Regions from separate parts of the Homo sapiens genome. Here region 2 is linked to region 1. A link is an interaction called in ENCODE POLR2A ChIA-PET data of the cell type or tissue named here. Cell type or tissue: PC-9. All regions are shown on one strand. Each heading gives the region's core, and the rest is flanking DNA. Links, peaks and the distances in the headings are about the cores only. Region 1 holds the start of LINC03028 (long intergenic non-protein coding RNA 3028). Region 2 has its middle 110 kb from the start of MYO3A.

The links. ChIA-PET counts read pairs that join two places held together with the same protein. Peaks named below come from ENCODE experiments on the same cell type or tissue, not always from the same donor. Only the 100,000 strongest peaks of a DNase experiment are listed, where the experiment ranks them.
Region 2: POLR2A ChIA-PET joins it to region 1 with 15 read pairs; 2 of 35 experiments call an interaction of 5 or more read pairs at or near these places.

What each region holds. Positions count from the first base shown.
Region 1 is chr10:26,572,970-26,582,328 of GRCh38, reverse strand. It overlaps LINC03028 (long intergenic non-protein coding RNA 3028), which reads left to right and starts at 3,022. Exons shown (of 3, transcript NR_134472.1): 1 at 3,022-3,135; 2 at 3,356-3,493; 3 at 4,482-4,643. RefSeq lists an enhancer at 2,580-3,080. In PC-9, for the core only: no CTCF peak of the experiment used is centred there; no DNase peak of the experiment used is centred there; H3K27me3 peaks cover 855 bases.
Region 2 is chr10:25,823,879-25,833,237 of GRCh38, reverse strand. No RefSeq gene overlaps it. Among named protein-coding and RNA genes, the nearest start is that of MYO3A, 110 kb to the left of the region's middle. In PC-9, for the core only: no CTCF peak of the experiment used is centred there; no DNase peak of the experiment used is centred there; H3K27me3 peaks cover 343 bases.

The DNA of each region.
Region 1 (9,359 bases), core at 459-8,458:
CTGCTAATAAAACCTGCCAACATCTCTGGTTTATTTTAAAAGGGCCTAGATGCAACAAGCCTGAGAGTTGTGACTGGGGGAGGAGAGAGCACAAACGGATTCATCTTCCTTCCACCACTGCCCAACAACTGAAGACCACCAACTGAGGACCACCAACTGAAGAGAAACAACTTAGATTACCAACTGAGGGCACTAATTGAAGGCAACTAATGAGGGCACCCACTGAAGGCCACCAAGTGAAGGCCAGTTGTCCTACCAACCAGAACGCATCCTGGTTCAGAGGAAACAATCAGGTCCAGAATCTCCTGCATGCATCCCCACAAACTTGGAACTTGAGAGCACAGGCACATGGCTCACAAGGAACCTCACTGCCAGCGGCCCCACCCCACCTTTCATTCATTGCTGGCTGCTAGGACCTTTCAGGTTTCTCACTGTGAAGAAGTTCCTAGGGATCATCAACTTACAATGAATGATGCTAAAATTACTGAAACCAAATCTGCCTCGCGCAGTGTCTGGGATTCATAGAACCCTCTTCCCCCCGTAATCTCTGAAACATTAAGAAACTAGAAATAAGAGAGATTTCTGCAGGTGCTTTCAGAAAAAACTTTGCCATGAGCTGAGCCTACTCTATAATGTCAAGTCATATTTCATATATTCATATATATATTCAATACACATATATTAGATTTACATTTTTTAAAATAACACACATGCTCAATCAAATTAACAAGGTTAACATAAGAAGTTTTCTAAAATGTACGCACTAAGTATATCACATTTTTCTAATAATCACTTTGATAGAGCAGCTTAGAATCTATGGTTTCAACAAATCAAGAGGCTTTCGTATGAGAAAACCACCACACAATATAAGATTTTCAATGTGATAATCATTGCTACTTTTAAATAGAAATTACCCAGTAAATGTATGTTGAACTGCTTTGTGACTATTGTGATTTAGTTAGTCTTTCTAATCCTTGGTTTGATTATCTCAAAAATATGAGTAGCGCTTATTTTATAAACTTGCCCTAAAAATTAAATGAGAGAAAGAGAATCCTTATTCTCCAGATATTGAACACTTACAAAATTGTAGACATTGTATCCAGATTTTTACACACTTGCCTTATAGAAGCCTGATAACAACCCTCTCTTTTAAATTACAAGCATTTTGCCATGGGTTTTACACACTTACCTTATGGAAGCCTCATAACAATCACATCTTTTATAGATTAGCAAACTGAGGCTCAGACAAGTTAAAAACAAATTCATCTTCACTTCATAAAGAGCGATGGAACTGGGATTTAAATCCAGTTTTCTCTGTCGCCAAAAATGGTGCATGTTAAGGAGAACCAAGTTATACCCAGAACATGGAGGGGTCAAAACATGTGGATTCTCTTTTCTACCCCCTCATGTGTGAATTTCAATGGCTTGCACTGCCTCAGAACAATCCTAAACTCCCTCCCAGGTTGCCTTGCAGTGGTTCCCTTTTTCTTGGGGATGATTAGGAATCTGCATATTTAGACCACAAGCATCACCTTTTAACAGGTGTGTTGATCAAGAAATGAAATTTGCTAGGCCATATGTTACTAAGTGTGAATTGTCCAGCTTCTCTTCAATAAATAAAGGGGCTATTCCGTGTAAAACATCACCGCATCCACTGAATTTGTGTGGGAAGATTTGGAACAATACGGCAGGAGCATCTTACTGACAGCTGCGCAGGAACACCAGCCAAAACACACAAAGCAGGAGCAGCTCCCAAGGCCAGGTGTGGTGGTTCTTGCCTGTCATCCCAACAAAGTGGGAGGCCAATGTGGGTGAATCACTTGAGGTCAGGGTTTGAGACCTTCCTGGACAACACAATGATACCCTGTCTCTACAAAACATCATTTCTTATTATTAGAATGAGGAAGAGTACCTCTAACCCTCAGCCATTACTTTAGGGGAGAGAGCTCTGCTCTAGAACTCGGGATGTGAAATTGGGAGTCCCAATGCGGCTACTTAAGCTTAAATACAAGAGCTGTCAGACATTTCCTCTACCATAATGAAATCGGTGGCATCCAATTTGTATTTTGAAAACTTAGTTTTTGGCCAGCCTAGGAAAAGAAGAGGGCCCAGAAGTGGGTATTTGGGCAGAGCAATGAAAAGTAACCGGCTGGATGCAACAGGGAAAGAAGGAGTGGGGAGTCGAGTCAGAGCAAGTCCTCCTGTTTGGGGCAGGGGATAGGAAAGCGAACTAGGAGCAGGAGGGAGGAGCCCTAGGCTGTGGATGCCTCTGGGGGTACCTTGGGTGAGCAAGGCCAGAGGAGCTCCTAAGACCAAGAGGTATCTGTCGCCTCCCTACCTTTTGGCGTCTTCGGGTCGCCAATGTGCTGCTAGTCAAGGCTCCTGAATCAGACTGGGCAGGCTCCAAAGCAGTGGAGTCTGGCGCTACTCCCACCGCCACCTCGTGGATCTCAGAAAGGCTCCAAACACCGCACCCTCAGCTGGCCCTGCTTGGGGCTGGCATTGGGGGACAGCGTGTTCCGGGCGCCTCTTCTCCTCTGTGCTAGGGCCTTCGCCTTTGCTGGCTGCCCACTCATAGATGTCAGAGCCGCAGGAAGGCTCCGCAGAAGCCCTGTGCGGGCCCTGCCTGGGGCTGGCTTTGGTGCACATGCGACAGGCCAGCGTGGTCCCCATGGGACACCTCTGTTCTTCTCCAGCAGCTTGGGCCTTCGCTTGCCCCCACGCCTGCAGAGCTGAGCACCTGCCACCTCTCCCCAGGAAAGGCAACCAAATGCCACCAACTGAAGGCACCCACTGAAGGCACTAACTGAAGGCCAGTTGCCCTGCCAGCCAGATCGTGTCCTGCTTAGGAGGAACCAATCAGGCCTTGAGTTCCCTCCACGCGCCGCCCTTCCATTTGTGATGTGGGAGTCCAGGCACTGGCTCACAAGGCCCCGCCCCCACAGCGGCCCTGCCCCACCTTTCATTCATTGATAGCTTCGAGAAACTTTCAGGTTTCCTCACTGTGAATTATGAATATGAACTATATTAAAATTACTGTAACCCAATGTGCTTCATGCACTATCTGGCATCCAAAGGATCCTCTTTCGCCCATGTTGGGGTTTTCGAAACTGGAAAGAAGACTGATTTCTGCAGGTGCTTCAGAAAAAATCTTTGCCATGAGTTAAGTCTACTGTGTGATGTTAACATATATATATATATATCATATATATATACACACAGGTATTCAAAAATTATATATTCATTTTATGTTTTTGAAAATAACACACATATTCAAACTAGCACGTGTAATAGAGAAATTTCCTAAAATTTGTACACTGAGTAAACCATATTTTTCTAATGATTTCGTTGATAGAGCAGCTTTCTAGATGCAGCCCTGTTCACATGTGACTGGTATTTACCTTCTTTCATCAAACATGTCTTTAGAATCGACTCAAGGCAAGATGCAGTAGAGAAATGTAAGAGCCAACTAGAGGAGCCATTTAACTACTAGGTGAGACTGATAGGTATACAAGCAACTTCAATAAAATGATAGGCATGGAACGTACCTGGGGAGAAGTGCTAAGATGGGCTCCAAAAGCCCCGTATTCATGAAGATGCAATCTTTATATTTAAAATACTAGTGATACAATAAAATGTTCTCCTTCACCTCTCACCTTTAATTTCATGGTATTGTCATCCACCCTCTCTATTCTGACTAAGCGTTTCTTTCGTAAGCCCCAAGAAATAGCAAAACCACGGAAAATAAACATTTCAATCTTTGCTTTATTGTTGAAAGAAGTGTGTCGTTGATGACTTAGTTTATTATCATAGAGCCAGATTCCCAGTGAGGAAGCAGCATGAGCTGGAATTCATGCCCTTCATTTGGAAAGCTTGCAAATCATTGACATTCTTTTTTTCGCTAAATGTTTTAGAAAATTAGAATTCTCTTTATGCTGTAAAGGGATCTTAAAATGACGGGAATATATTTGTACTCTCCATGACAGTGTACATATTCCTTCTCTTAGTTTAGTACAAAAATAGTACTTAAGGAACTTCTGTGGAATAATAGCAATTCTAAGTAACAACTAGAGTTGAGATTTTTCATAAAACAAAATGTATAAACTCTTATTGTTGTTTGTTCGATTTGAGACAATCTAGCTCTGTCGCCCAGGCTGGAGTGTAGTGTGGTGATCTCAGCTCACTGCATCCTCCACATTCAGTTTCAAGCCATTCTTCTGCATCAACCTCCCAGGTAGCTGGGAGTACAGGCAGACGCCGCCATGCCCGGCTAATTTTTATGTTTTTAGTAGAGACAAGGTTTCACAATGTTGGCCAGGCTGGTCTCCAACTCCTGACCTCCAGTGATCTGTCTGCCTCTGCTACCCAAAGTATAAACATTTTTAAACATTTAAAGTTGACCTTGCCATTTAGAAATGTAGAAATTCATCAGGGTCCTGAGTAATTATAATGTATATTTATCTGCCCACATTTTTTACCAGGTGCATCTTCTCCAGCAAGTTCTTCAGCATCCTTTCCAGAAGCATTCGACAGCCAAGGAAGCAGGCTACGCCTCACCTACTCCTTCCTGGGCTAAAGATCTCAGACTTAGTTGCTTAATTTGGGAAAAATAAATTAAAGAAGTCTTCTATCATTATACGCAACATAGAATAATCTGTTTAAGAAATTATTTTTGATCCTCCACATTTTGATGCCAATCCCACATTTGGTAATAATGATTATATATGCAAATATTTTTAGCCGATTAAATTGGAACATATTCTTTGAAACAACTTCATGATGATTTTTGTTCTAATCAGTAAGTTTAATGGAATAATAAGGTATTTTTGATAAAGCACGTGAGTTATTCTCAATGATTACAAGATCTTACGACATTGTAATCAAAATGGATCATTAGAGCCTGGCTTGGTGGCTCATGCCTGTAATCCCAGCACTTTGGGAGGACGAGGGAGGTGGACCACCTGAGGTCAAGAGTTCAAGACCAGCCTGGCCAACGTGGTGAAATCCCATCTCTACTAAAAATACAAAAAAAAAAATTAGCTCGGTGTGGTGGCGGGCACCTGTAATCCCAGCTACTTAGGAGGCTGAGGCAGGAGAATTGCTTGAACCCCGGAGGCAGAGGTTGCAGTGAGCTATGATCACGCCATTACACTCCAGCCTGGGCAACAGGATTGAAACTCTGTCTAAAAAAAAATGGATTATTAAATATTGATCTAGTATTTACTGTAAACTCAGCACTTTGGGGTATATCAGTGCTGTATTTAGTTTTATTATGCTATATTTAGTTTTATTATGCTCCTAGAGATTTTTTTATCTCTATCATAGAATTTTCAAACATTTACTAAGGTAGAGAAAATTTTAATAGTTTAATGAACCTAATTTACCATTTAATCAGCTTACTAACAATTAATACATTGCCAATTTTGCTTCATCTACACCTCCACACACTTTCTCCATATTCCTCTTTATTGCCTTAATTGAAGTATAATATACGTATCCTCAATTTTTTGGAAATTCAGACATTGTATCATTTCCTCTACAAATATTTCCATATGCATATCTAAATGCTAATGACTTAGAACACAAACAGTCCTTGACATCATATGACCTTGAGGCAAATTAGCAATAACTCTTAATGTATCAAATGAAGTATTCAGTCAGTTTTCAACATTTTCCTATTGTCTTGTAAATTATTATCATCAGCATTATCTTATAGTTATTTTATTTATTTATTTATTTGTTTATTTTTGTGACGGAGTCTCACTCTGTTGTCCAGGCTGGAGTGCAGTGGCGCAATTTCGGCTTACTGCAATTTCTGCCTTCTGGGTTCAAGTAATTCTCTGCTTCAGCCTCCCAAATAGCTGGGATCACAGGCGCCTGCCACCATGCCTGGCTAATTTTTGTATTTTTAGTAGAGACCGGGTTTCACCATCTTGGCCAGGCTGGTCTTGAACTCCTGACCTCGTGATCCACCTTCCGCAACCTCCCAAAGTGCTGGGATTACAGGTGTGAGCCACCGTGCCCAGCCTCTTATGGTTATTTTAATTGGGATTTGAATAAGGAGTATACATTAAAATTAGATGATAAGACGTCTTAAGCTTCCTTTGATATCTTTGAGTATATCACCTACATGTGTCCCTACATCTTTTTTCACTTGCACTCCATTGGTTCCTTTAGTTTCGATTGAAGAAACCAGATTATTTATCCTGTGGTATTTCAACATTCTGCATTTTTCTGATTGCATTCTGTGGTATTATTTACTGAACCTGTGATATAGTTTGGATGTCCCCTCCAAATCTCATTGATATGGTTTGGCTCTATGTCCCCACCCAGATCTCATCTTGAATTATGACCCCCATGTGTGGAAGGAGGGACTTGTGGGGAGGTGATTGGATCATGGGGGCCGTTCCCCCATGCTGTTCTTGTGATAGTGAGAGAGTTCTCATGACATATGGTAGTTTAATAAGTGTCTGGCATTTCCTCTTCGCTCTCTATCTCCTGCTGCCATGTAAGATGTGACTTGCTTCTCCTTCACCCTCTGTGATGATTGTAAGTTTCCTGAGGACCCCCAGCCATGCATAACCATGAGTCAATTAAAACTTCCTTTATAAATTACCCAGTCTCAGGTAGTTTCTTTATAACAGTGTGAAAATGTACTAATATACTCATGTTGAGATACAATCCCCAATGTTGGAGGTGGGGCCTTGCGGGAGGTGTTTGGGTCATGGGGACAGATCCCTCATAACTTGGTGCTGTCCCACTGATGGTGAGTGAGTTCTCAGGAGATCTGTTGTTTCAAAGTGTGTGGCACCTCCCTAGCTTGCTCTCTAGTCCCAGTCTCTCCATGTGAGAAGCCTGCTTCCACTTTGCCTTCTGCCATGAATGGAAACCTCCAGAGGCCTCCCCAAAAGGTGAGCAGATGCCAGCACCATGCTTCCTGTAAAGCCTGCAGACCTGTGAGCCAATTAAACCTTTTTTCTTTATAAATGACCCAGCCTCAGGTATTTCTTTATAGCAACAGAAAAACAACCTAACACAGCATGTGTCTGTGCCCCCTGTATTTCTGTAAATATAGAGCTTCAGTCAGATTCAGAATTGATTTATTTGTCAAAAATAATTGAAATACCGAGCAAACATCTGCCTCAGTGAATGGCCACTATTTCTTCTATAACTACATTTATGTTCCATTTGAATTTCACTTTGTGTTATCCCTTTTTTCTTTTTTTTTTTTTTTTGTTTGCAGTTTCATGTTTGTTGACCACTTCCCTCTTTTGATTGTTCATTTTTGTAAAATGTCACGTGAGCGTCTCACTGGGAGACAAAGAGGCAAGACAACGACATACTTTGTTCTCTTTATAAACTCAGTAACAAATATGCAGTGATTGGCAACCTCATAATTTGAAAGAGATGATGGGTCACTGATCATGATTGCATCTGTTATTTATGTTGTGATTTGTGGACTGAAGAGCTCACACAAAGTTTGTACTTTACGTAATTACTCACAGTTAAAATACCATGGCAACTGAATTTGGAACCATGTTGGGGAACTCACGTTATTTAATTAAATCGTAGTTATTGGAACTAGGTGGAGCAGTGATGACCTGCACCTCTTTTTTCCTGATGTTTTCTTTTATATCTGCAATAAACATTTACAGTTTTCCTTATAGACTTTGAAATTGTCTATCAATTCTAAAAATATTTTAGTTCTTGTTGCTCTTCTGAATCACCCTTTATACTACATTTTACAAATGAGCTTCACTGATATATAGTACACAGGACAGTTTTTAGTTTCTCTACTTAATAGCTTTTAATGGATTGCTTGACTTGGTTTTTAAATTTTAAGTAGATACATCATCTGAGAATTTAAAAGTCTGTCTTTTCCATTCAGATATTTGTTACCTTGTTGGTTTTGCTGTTGTGTGCATTGGCTAGAGACTCCAGGATAATGTTGAATAATATTAATTATAATACTGACTTTAATGGTGTATTAGTCTTGTCTCTTATTTTCTGAATTTGATGCTTTGAAATCTGGGCCTTGTTGACCCTGGAGGGACTGCCCCTCTGAGGATAGGCTAATTGCTGGATGTAATAAACAACTTGCCTGCATGCATGACTTTCCTATATAATCCAACCAACCCAGAGTTTATACCCCCTTCTTTCTCATCTCTTCCTCACTCTTTATTCTTCTTTATCTCTGTTTATCTCTTTTGCAGTCTTTATTCTTCCTTATCACTCTGACATTTCTGGCCACTGTTCTGCCTCTCTAATTTCCTCAGGGCCAGATAGCAGCCTCTTCTTTCCAGAAGACAATGAAATATTTAAACTAGCCAATGCTAAGCCTGATTGCCCTGACTTGCTTGTTCCCTCCCATGGAACTGCAATAAAGATTCTTTCCCATGTTTTCCCCCATTCACGTTGCCTCCTGACTGACCTTGATGTTTCCCTGTCCTCCCCCTTGTGGTGTGCTGTGCCCACAGCTTCTAAGGAACTGTGAGTAGTAAAATAAACTACTTCCCTCATGACAGTCATTTCTGTGTTTGTGTGTCTTACCGTTACTGATTAAAACAAATTCTGGGTAGTATGAATGTAAGTGACATTTCTGTTTGTGCTTTATTATTAAATATGTCCTTTGCTGTAGGTTTCAGACACCTTTCATCAGTATAAAAACATCTTCCTCAGATGCTAGCTTCTTATGAAGTTTTAAATTTTGTTAACAAGCAGTGGTGTTGAATTTCATCAAAAGCCTTTTTGATATTTATTGAAATAATTATTTGATTTTTCTCCTATGAGTTTTTCCAATAAAAAATGATACTGATTGAACAATAGGTTAAAATTAAAGTTTCATCAAAGACCGCCAGAATATAATAGCTCTGAAAGTCCAAATCACCATACGTAGGTTTTCATAGCAAATATCCGAGAACCTGCTCCACAACTGTTAATTTCCCCTATTTACTTTAACAATATGAAAGGATGTAGAGTGGAGAAGACTGCAGGGAACTCTTGCCTTGCACTCTCCCCTATCTTGCCTTTGATAGTCATATGTATGGAGAGGAAAATAATGCAAAGTCTCAACCCTGGGTTTAGAGGAGGAATCCTTAGGGGGCCGCCAGGACAACTGACCAAAAAACTCTGGGAACTAACAAGCAGTTATAGCAAGGATGCAGCATACAGGGTTAATGTAGAAAAGTCAATTGCAATTGCTCTTTTAACACCAGCGATGAGCAATTGGAAGTTGAGTTAAAAATATACCATTATGTTCACATTCCTCCCTGCAAATGGAATACTTAGGTATAAATCTAACAAAATATATAAAAGATCTAGTAGGAAACCTACAAAATTTTGATTTAAGAAATCTAAGA
Region 2 (9,359 bases), core at 364-8,363, 750 kb after region 1:
ACTTTCCTGAAGTAACAATATCTGTCTTTTGTTAGGCCTGGAATAGATACCAGGACTGCAGGGTCTTTTATACGTGTTATCTCGCTTAGTCTCTCGTAAGACTCTACAATACAAGGTCATCTGAGGATGAAGTAATGGAGACATGGCTCTAGATCTTTAAAAAAAAATCCAATTCAGATAAAGTGTCATGGAGCCCCATTTTTTTGTAATAAAATTCATAGGAAGGAAACTAACATGTATACACATATGCCATATGCCAAGGTTAGGACTGAGTATTCTACCATGTAGATATCAATCAACTCTTTTAAATTTAATGTATGTAATTCATTTCAGAAGAGCTTTTGTTTGCCAATAGGAACTTTATAATTTATCATTAAAAAAATAACCATTTTAATGCTAATATAGGTAAGTTGGGAGACAGTTTGTGAACCATTCCCAAACTAGCATGGCTGACTAATCAGGTATATAATCACTCTCCATAACGTGTAGTCACAGGAAACATTACAAACCAAAAGTAGCAAAATTAAAAGGCAGAATTGTAAAATCCAACGAAATTTAATTCTCAGATAGTCAATGATGAAAATTACCACTCAATCAGCACAGGCATATAACTCATGTTGAACTTTTCTCCCTCATCTCCAACATGATATTCTGGTAGAGTAATATCTAGAAAATTTGAATATCAAAATTATTGTGTGCATTCATTGTACATAAAATGCATCAAGAAGTAAATAGCATAATTGGGGTCTGATAATACCAGAAATAAACAAGACAATATTATCAATAAAACATTTTGGGCATTTGTGAAAAATCTCAGTTTCTCAATTATTGATAATTTATATTAAATTAAAAGAAATTAAGGAAAAAGTAACATTTACCTTAAACCCACATTCTTTTGAAACTTATTCTCTTATATGTGTATTATATAACCATGATTGTTCTGATATATCTGATGGTGTATGCTAAGGCTCTGAATTTATCTTCTGTGGGCAGAAAACACAGCCCTTTAATAGAGAGCTGTACATAGCTGATCCTGTTTTAAAATATAAACTAAAATCATATAGAATGAATTAAACACCTGCTTTTACATCAAAACAGCTGAAAATGATGTGACTTGTCTAAGGGCCCTTGAACTCTGGCCTTCACTGCTGCTCACAAAATTTCAGAAGGAAATTGACTGAATTTTATGTTTCTATGTTACCTGAGATTTGCTAAATCACTCATAGGCTCATAATTTCTATATACAAAGGCAAAGTTCCTCAAGACACAAGACTTGCCTTTCCTCTTGGTGTCAATTCTTGCATATCGAGCTCTCTGAGTGATCTCTTGAGCTTCTTTTGTGGTCCTGCTTGTAAGGATTCTCTATGTCTTTGCTTTCCTTAATAGCATTGTTTCCCGTATTTCATTTGTGCTGGACAATATATGGAGTAGTGGCTTTTTCTCTTAATAAACCCAGTAAACAAACTTTGCAGAAACCTGAAGCAGTGATTAACTTTAGGTAAAGCAATATTAGTCCCTCATTATGATTTCTCAATGCCCAGACAACTTCCAGAGGTAATAAGAAAATTCCGAGACTCTTTGTGGGCAGGAACCATTTTTCCCTCACATCCTTCTTGGATGAATATCCTAATAAAAAAAAAAAATTCTAGGGAGATCACTTGGGTAAACAGTCTTTCTAATAGTTCTCAAAAGACTAGCCTGGATTGGAAAGCAATTTCAATTTTCTCTCAACTTTCCTTTTCTGCTCACATTTAGAATAAGAATATGTCTTTCTTTTGTAGCCAAAAAATAACTGTCAGCAGTGACATTGTGCAAGAGACTCCAGGCTTGTTCTTTTTCCTTGTGTTCTCTGAAGAGAAAATGATTACACTGTGACTTGCCATTGATTAACTAAAATCATCCAACTATAGAGAGAGGAGAAAGTGCAGCCCAGAAACCATAGCAACCTCTGCAAAAATGATTCCTGTAATGACACTCTTTCAGAATGTCCAGGCTTCCAGGTGGGCGACTGCTTGTCATTTTTGCCTGTAGTACTGGATCATCCACAGTGGAGCTGACTGGGGTTTACTTGTAAGGGCCATTCTAATTATGCAAGGAGAGCTCATGCTTGCTGCTGAGAAGGAGCAACAGAAACATTAGCTTTTGCTACACTGTACCATCAAGGAGGGATTACCTATACTCACCTCACTGCATTGGGAATCTATCTGCTCCCACTAATCTTTTCATTTCACCTGATAAACAAGAAGTTAGTCTCATTTCAGAGTCTAAAGAGGCATTTCCATTTTGTGGGACACAGCTCTCACATCAGGGACTCCTATTATTATTCAAGAGCGAGAATATTGAAATTTATCAGTGGTATTTTGACAATTTATATTATGAGGACATCTATTTGATTGCCAGCTGTAAGTTCAATAGATGAGAGAGTGGAACTCTGGACATGAAAGAGCAGTGTTATCACCTGGAAATCAGTGGGAAGGTTGGAAGTAATAACCTTTTTTCACTAGATTTTTATTTTCACCATTTGGAATAATTTTCCTTACTACATTTTCAAACATTTTTAATACCCACATTTATACACAAAAAGCCAAAAGAACACAGCAGTCTGCTATCATTGTTGCTCTGGTATTTAGCCATTTGCTTATATAGAGTGTAGCCAGCTGTCAAAGGCAAATATTGGAAATAACTTATAGATTGTTTTAAATGCAGGCTTTTGCTTATTTAGAGGAATCAGAAGATACTTTATCCAAACTAGTACTGTGCTGATTCGTCTTGTATTTTAACACTGTTAAGAAGACACATTCATTCATTCTTTTTAAAAAAAAAATCAAGCAAATAGGGAATATTGAAAGTCTAGTATGTACTATGTAAGTGAGCACTGGGCCAATCAAGATAAAAATTATCTTTCTTCAAGGGAGCTACAGTCTAGAAATCCTCAAGTTCCTACTTGTTAAGAAATCAACAGATATTTAAAGATTTTAGAGTTTTTCCAGAGGGTAATTTGCTACCAATGGAAATGGCTCCAAGACACTTTCCTTGTTTTGACTGAAGCTCTTCTTTCACACAGGCTGCTTAAGGCTTATGTGATAATCTTTTATGAAAACTACTCTCCAATTACGGGATAACGGTAATCTCCCATTTGGTAAAGAGAAAGTATTCCATCTAAGGCTTCTATGGGCTGCAGTTAGAGTGGAAAGAAGTAGGCTTCAGGCTATAACTGGAGAGCAGAGGCCAGCAAGTAACTGATAAACTGTAGGACATAGCACAGCCTTTGTAAACCACGAATCTTATATCATTTCCATACAATTCTTATTTATCTATGACTGTTTCCATGTATCTAAGTCTTTTTTCCTCAGCAAGACTTTCCTTTCTGGGTAGACAGACTGTATCTCACGCTCCTTTTCTATGCCCATAGTATATGAGATGCTTAATAAATATTTATTGACTTGACTGAATTTCTCTCTCATAATTTAAATTATAAGTGCAGAAAGCAAACTGAAACATTGAATGCCACCTATGACTATAGAAAATCTCTTAAAAGGTTTGAAGCTGAGTTTTAGTCATCATTTAAATCCACTGTGGGGTTATGTAAGGTTATTTCTTGAAGCTAAATATAACGATGAATACATAAGTTTGCATTTCACATTCTCCTTTTAAAGAACTCATTTAGCTTATCTCTCAAAAACAGGTTTGATTAATTTAAAATATGCCCTTGGATATTGACTTTTCTGAATGAAAACCTACAAGAGGCTTGGTGCATATATAAGCTGTGTACTGATCATGGAAAATACAAACAAATGGCGGATTCAGCAGAATCCATGCCACGTTTCAAGGACTTGACCTCTAACGTTGAATAGTTAATGTCTCATTCTTTATCATCAGTAATTATTGCCTTTAACGCAATTAGTAAAACTTGCAGGATGTTCATCAGGGAGTGAATTTATAGGTTGTTATGTGAAGGTTTTTTTTTTTTCTAAAAAACAAATATATCATGAGGCAAGAATTCATGTGGCAAGTCCTATGGCTAATTGCTTCCTTTGGGGCAGGCAGTTATTTGAGGGGGCTGAGGGAGAAAGTGCTTAGTTAATATTCACTTGGCTGGCCGATTATCATAGTTGAAATTATACTCGTGATAATTTTGCTTATATAAGTAAAGTGAGTATTACTGGCAAAATGTCATGAAAAATGTAAAAGTTACTGTCAATTTATACTGAAATGCAGTTAGTTAGAGAGAGAGGATTTTGAAGGAGATGATGAGTCAGAAAATATTCAAGAAGGCTTCGGTGTGCATCCATTTTCATGATGGTAAAAATACATTGTTTTTCCCTCTCCCGTCAGTAATGTGCAAATAGCTGGTTAAGTAGTTGGTATTTCCTAAACCTTGTGGTTGCTGCAGAAGTTTGAATAGCAAGTACAAAATATTTAGTTCAATTTACATAGCACGTATGTTTGTTTACTTGACTAGATATGTCATTCACTAGACATCGTGCTCTAGAGAGCAGGTGCTGGGGTCTGATTCAAAGTTTAAGGGAGGGCTGGGCACGGTGGCTCATGCCTGTAATCCCAGCACTTCGGGAGACTGAGGTGGGAGGATTGCTTGAAACCAGCCTGGGAAGCATAATAATGAGATCTCATCTCTACAAACACTAGGATCACTTGAGCTCAGGAGTTTTACTAACACTGAGTGAGACCTTGTTTCCACTAAAATTCAAACAACATAGTGAGACTTTGTTTCTACTAAAAAAAAAAAAAAAATAGCCAGGTGCTGTGGCACATCCCTGTAGTCCCAGCTACTTGGGGGGCTAAGGTGGGAGGATTGCTTGAGCCCAGGAAGTCGAGGCTTTAGTGAGCTCTGATCGTGTCTCTGCACTCTAGCCTGGGTGACAGAGCAAGACCCTATCTCAGAGTCTAAGGGAGGCTTCCAATCATTCTAGTTTAAAGTGCTGGTGAGAGTCAGCTTGATCTGGTTTTTAATCTGGGCTCGGCCATCTGCTTGCCTTGTATTGTTGTATATTTAACCTCTATAAAGTCAAGAACATGTACTTTGTAAATGGCAGTCATTGTATGTATGGTTTTATTAACATGATGAAATGTTTAATTTTTAGTATGTTCTGGAGGATAGAGAGAGAGGGTGGTGGAGAGGAGAAGGGGAAAGAGTTTAATTTGTTGGTTTGCTTCAGCTAAGAGGTATTAGTTTAGTACAATGGTTGTTAAATATCTATCTGCAGTTCCATTATATTAAAGACTCTTGGAGATTTTTTAAAATGTAGATTTCTAACTCCATTCCTTAAGTCTCTCTGGAAAATTATTTTCTCCACTGACTCATTAGCTTACAAATGGAGAAAATGACTGCTCAGTGTCAACTCCACGTGGTGTTTCAGTAACAGTTTTCAATACACTTTGACCACTTGGGATAAAACAAAACAAAATGCTCACCTACATCACTCAAGGTCAAAACACATCTAAGCATAATTGTGGAGTATTAAGAAAGTGACAAGAACTCTACAAATCAAGCCCATAGCATGAGGCTAAAGCTGTACTCAGGGACAAGTGCTTAGTATCAAATATTATACACTATTAAAGGGTAATTTTAAAAAATGAAGCATTTAAATGAAAAAGCCAACAAAAACAACAACGAAAACTATTTAAGGGAGGAAGCTTTAAAAAGTGAGATAAAAGCAGAGATTATTCAATAGGAAAACAGACAATAAAGCCCTATAAATAAGGATTTTTGTTTTGTTTTCAGTTGTGGGACATGTCAGTTTCATTAAAGAAAGAACATAAATATAGCAAATGTGAAACCAAAATAATGTCATATCAGATAGAATGCCAATTATGACACTAACACATTTTGTAGAATATTATGCTTTATAATAAATTGAAAATATCAGTGTTAAAATTTTCCTTAAAAAAATAAACTGCCATCATTAACTCAAAAAATAGGTAACCTTAATAGACCAACAGTAAGGGAGGAAATTAAAAGTATTGTAAAAATAATTATCTCGCAAAAGGCGCCGGCTCCACATAATTCTACCAGTGCGCTCTTAAGATATTTTCAAGAACAGTAACTATTTACTATACAAAATGATCCAGAACATGAAAAGAAAGAGAAGGGAATTAAAAGAAAAACTCATTTATGATTCTGCCAGAATAGTGAATTACAAATCTGATACAGCCAGTGCAAACATATTTAAAGTTCAATCAGGCCAGGCATGGTGGCTCACACCTGTAATCCCAGGATTTTGGGAGTTCAAGACCAGCCTGGCCAACAGGGTAAAACCTCGTCTCTACAAAAATATAAAAATTAGCTGGGAGTGATGATGGGTGCCTGTAATCCCAGCTACTTGGGAAGCTGAGGCCAGAGAATCACTTGAACCCGGGAGGTGGAGGTTGCAGTGAGCCAAGATTGCACCATTGCACTCCAGCCCGGGTGACAGAGCAAGACTTCATCTCAAAAAAATAAATAAATAAAAATAAAGTTCAATCATACATGTTATTACAAATGCAAAAATTTCCAAGTTAAACATTAATTAATGTTGTTTATTCTTAGATATTCTCAGAATGCCAGGATCATTTAATGTAAAAGAAAATATTATATTTCATAAATCAGTAAAAGGAGAAAATTATCAGAAAGTGAAAAGGCATTTGAAAATGTAACCTCTGTATTTGATTTAAAAATTGTATTATTAAGCTAAGTTTTAAGAAATATTTTTATCAAATAGCTTACTAAATGCATCTCAGTGCAAACCTAATACCCTTAACAGTAAAAAAACGCAGGCACATAATTGTTCAAGTCTGGAAAAAAAGCTGTTGGGGAGTTATTACTATTATTTAACATTGCTCTATAAATTCTAGCATTCACTAGTCAAGAATAAGAGGAGTATATAAGCTGGAATTCAGACAGTGGAATTTTCATTATTTATAGGTGATATGATTATCTTAAAAGCTCAATAAAGTAAATTCAAGGAGAAAAACATGCTAAAACTAAAAAAAGACAAAGCCATGTATTTAAAAAACTAACTATATAACATTAATGGACAATAGATATATATGGATAATGACCAGTTAGAACATGTATATACCAGGGAGGAAGTACCAATTTACTCTAATGATAAAACAAATCATCAATTTAACAATAAAGATAAAAGAGTCATTATAAGAACACTTAAAACCTACTGAGATAATTAAAGGAACACTTGGACCATCAACATATCATTTTCCTGGAATATAGTAAAGATATCAAATATCATTTAAATAATTTTACATTAGAAAAATAATAAAACCTGATAGGTATTTACTATTATTTAAGCTTTTTACTTCGTTACATGTAATTGGAATTGGTTTGTAGTTTCCTTTTCACATTATCAGAAGAAAAGGGCAAATTACCCAAACAATTTACAATAAGTAAGTTGCTTGTGAGGGAGATATTGTACAAGTTATTAAAACGTTTTAAAAATATGATTTAAACAGTATGTTGCTGGTTCAAGAATAGACTTTCTAATACAGGTGACAGAATAGAAAGGAAGGAGTCTGATATTTAGAATGTGGTAAAGCTCATTATTTCAAATAAGTCAGAAAATAAACCATTATTTAATAAAGTGTGCTGAAACAAATGATCATTTCATTTGAGAAAAAAAGTTAGACCCCTGACTTATACCTTATATTTCTGGAACTAGTTAATAATGGGGATAATTATGGCACCCATTAATTACGGTACCTACCTGATCGGATTGTTTGTGGATTAAATTAGTTAATGTGTATGAAGGCCCTGGGCACATGGCGACTTAGCTTTTGTTTGTTAATAAAATAAAATAATAAACAATAGGCAAAATAAAAGCTAAGTTGCCATGTGCCAGGCCCTTCATACACATTAACTAATTTCATCCACACAACCATTTGATCAGGTAGGTACTATAATTATCCTCATTTTACAGATAAGAAAATAGAGGCACAGAAAGGTTTAGTAATTTGCCCAAGATCATCCAGCTATTAAATGGCAGAGACAGCATTTACACAGGGCTCAATCTCTATGCTAAACCCTATTTGTCCTAGGATATGATTCTGTTAGCTTACGACTGATCAGTTCTATTTAGTGTTATTTCATTTAAACTTTTCCCTTTGATATTTATTCAAAAGTGAGAGGGCTTTCAGGTTTTCTTTTTGCATACCTTCATCTGATTTTTATATTACTGTTATTCTGGCTTTACCACAAAGAATTTGAGAGCTTTCCAACATCCTTATATTCTAGAACACGTTAAATGGCAGTCAAAGAATCTTTTTGTTGCATGTATCAAAGGACCCAGTCTTCTTTCTTCATCTTAATATCCTAAGAGACATTTCTATGAACACAGTTCATTTTCCAAAGGAAATGGGCACATGCGTGGGAGTGGCTATACAGAATTCTCTTTGCAGTGGCCATACTGTTGGGACACCTGATTGAACATAGCATCTGACAACGGTGCAGAGAACATAAAATCAGAGAAGTCTCTTCACTGCGCTGTTTCCTGACGCCGGGATGCAGCCGATGATCAACCCTGCAGCTCCCTGTGCTCTCTCCTGCCTAAGTCACATCTCTGAAGTCAAGGGGAGGGGTCCTGTCAGGGTGCAGGCACGACCAGACCTTTATTTAGCAGGAGGCACAGCTGACTCAACCCCTGCTCGTGACACCCAGGGTGATAATCAAAAGTCTATTGTGAGATGCTGAGGCTGAGCCATCACTCCAGCAACTCTGACTTACCTGCAAAATGATGCCTGTTTCGGGAAGTTTCTTCCTGAGAAATGATCCATAGGGTGGGCAAAAAAGTTCTCAAATGGGCCAGTGTGCTGCCCCAAAAAACGATTTTCACAGACACAGTGATCTCTCCCTGATACAGATTAGATATTTGTCCCTGCCCAAATCTCATGCTGAATTGTAGTTCCCAATGCTGGAGGTATTTGGGTCCTGGGGGCAGATTCCTCATGACTTGGTTCTGTCTTCACAGTAGGGGGAGTTCTTGCACGATCTGGTCATTTAAAAGTGGGTGACCCCGGCTCTCCATTCTCTCTCTCTTGCTCTTGCTTTCACCATGTGACATGCAAGCTCCGGGTTTGCCTTCCACCATGAGTAAAAGCTTCCTGAGCCCTAACCAGAAGCTGAGCAGATGCCAGTGCCATGCCTGTACAGCCTGCAGAACTGTGAGCCAATTAAACCTCTTTTCTTTATAAATGACCCAGTCTTAGGTATTTCTTTATAGCAGTGCGAGAATGGACTAATACACTCCCTCTACAATAGCAAAAGGTGTGGATTGGTGCAACCAGTCATATAATTTTAACTACTGAGAATGTATGACTTCATTTAAGACATCCATTTTATAGGTGAGAAA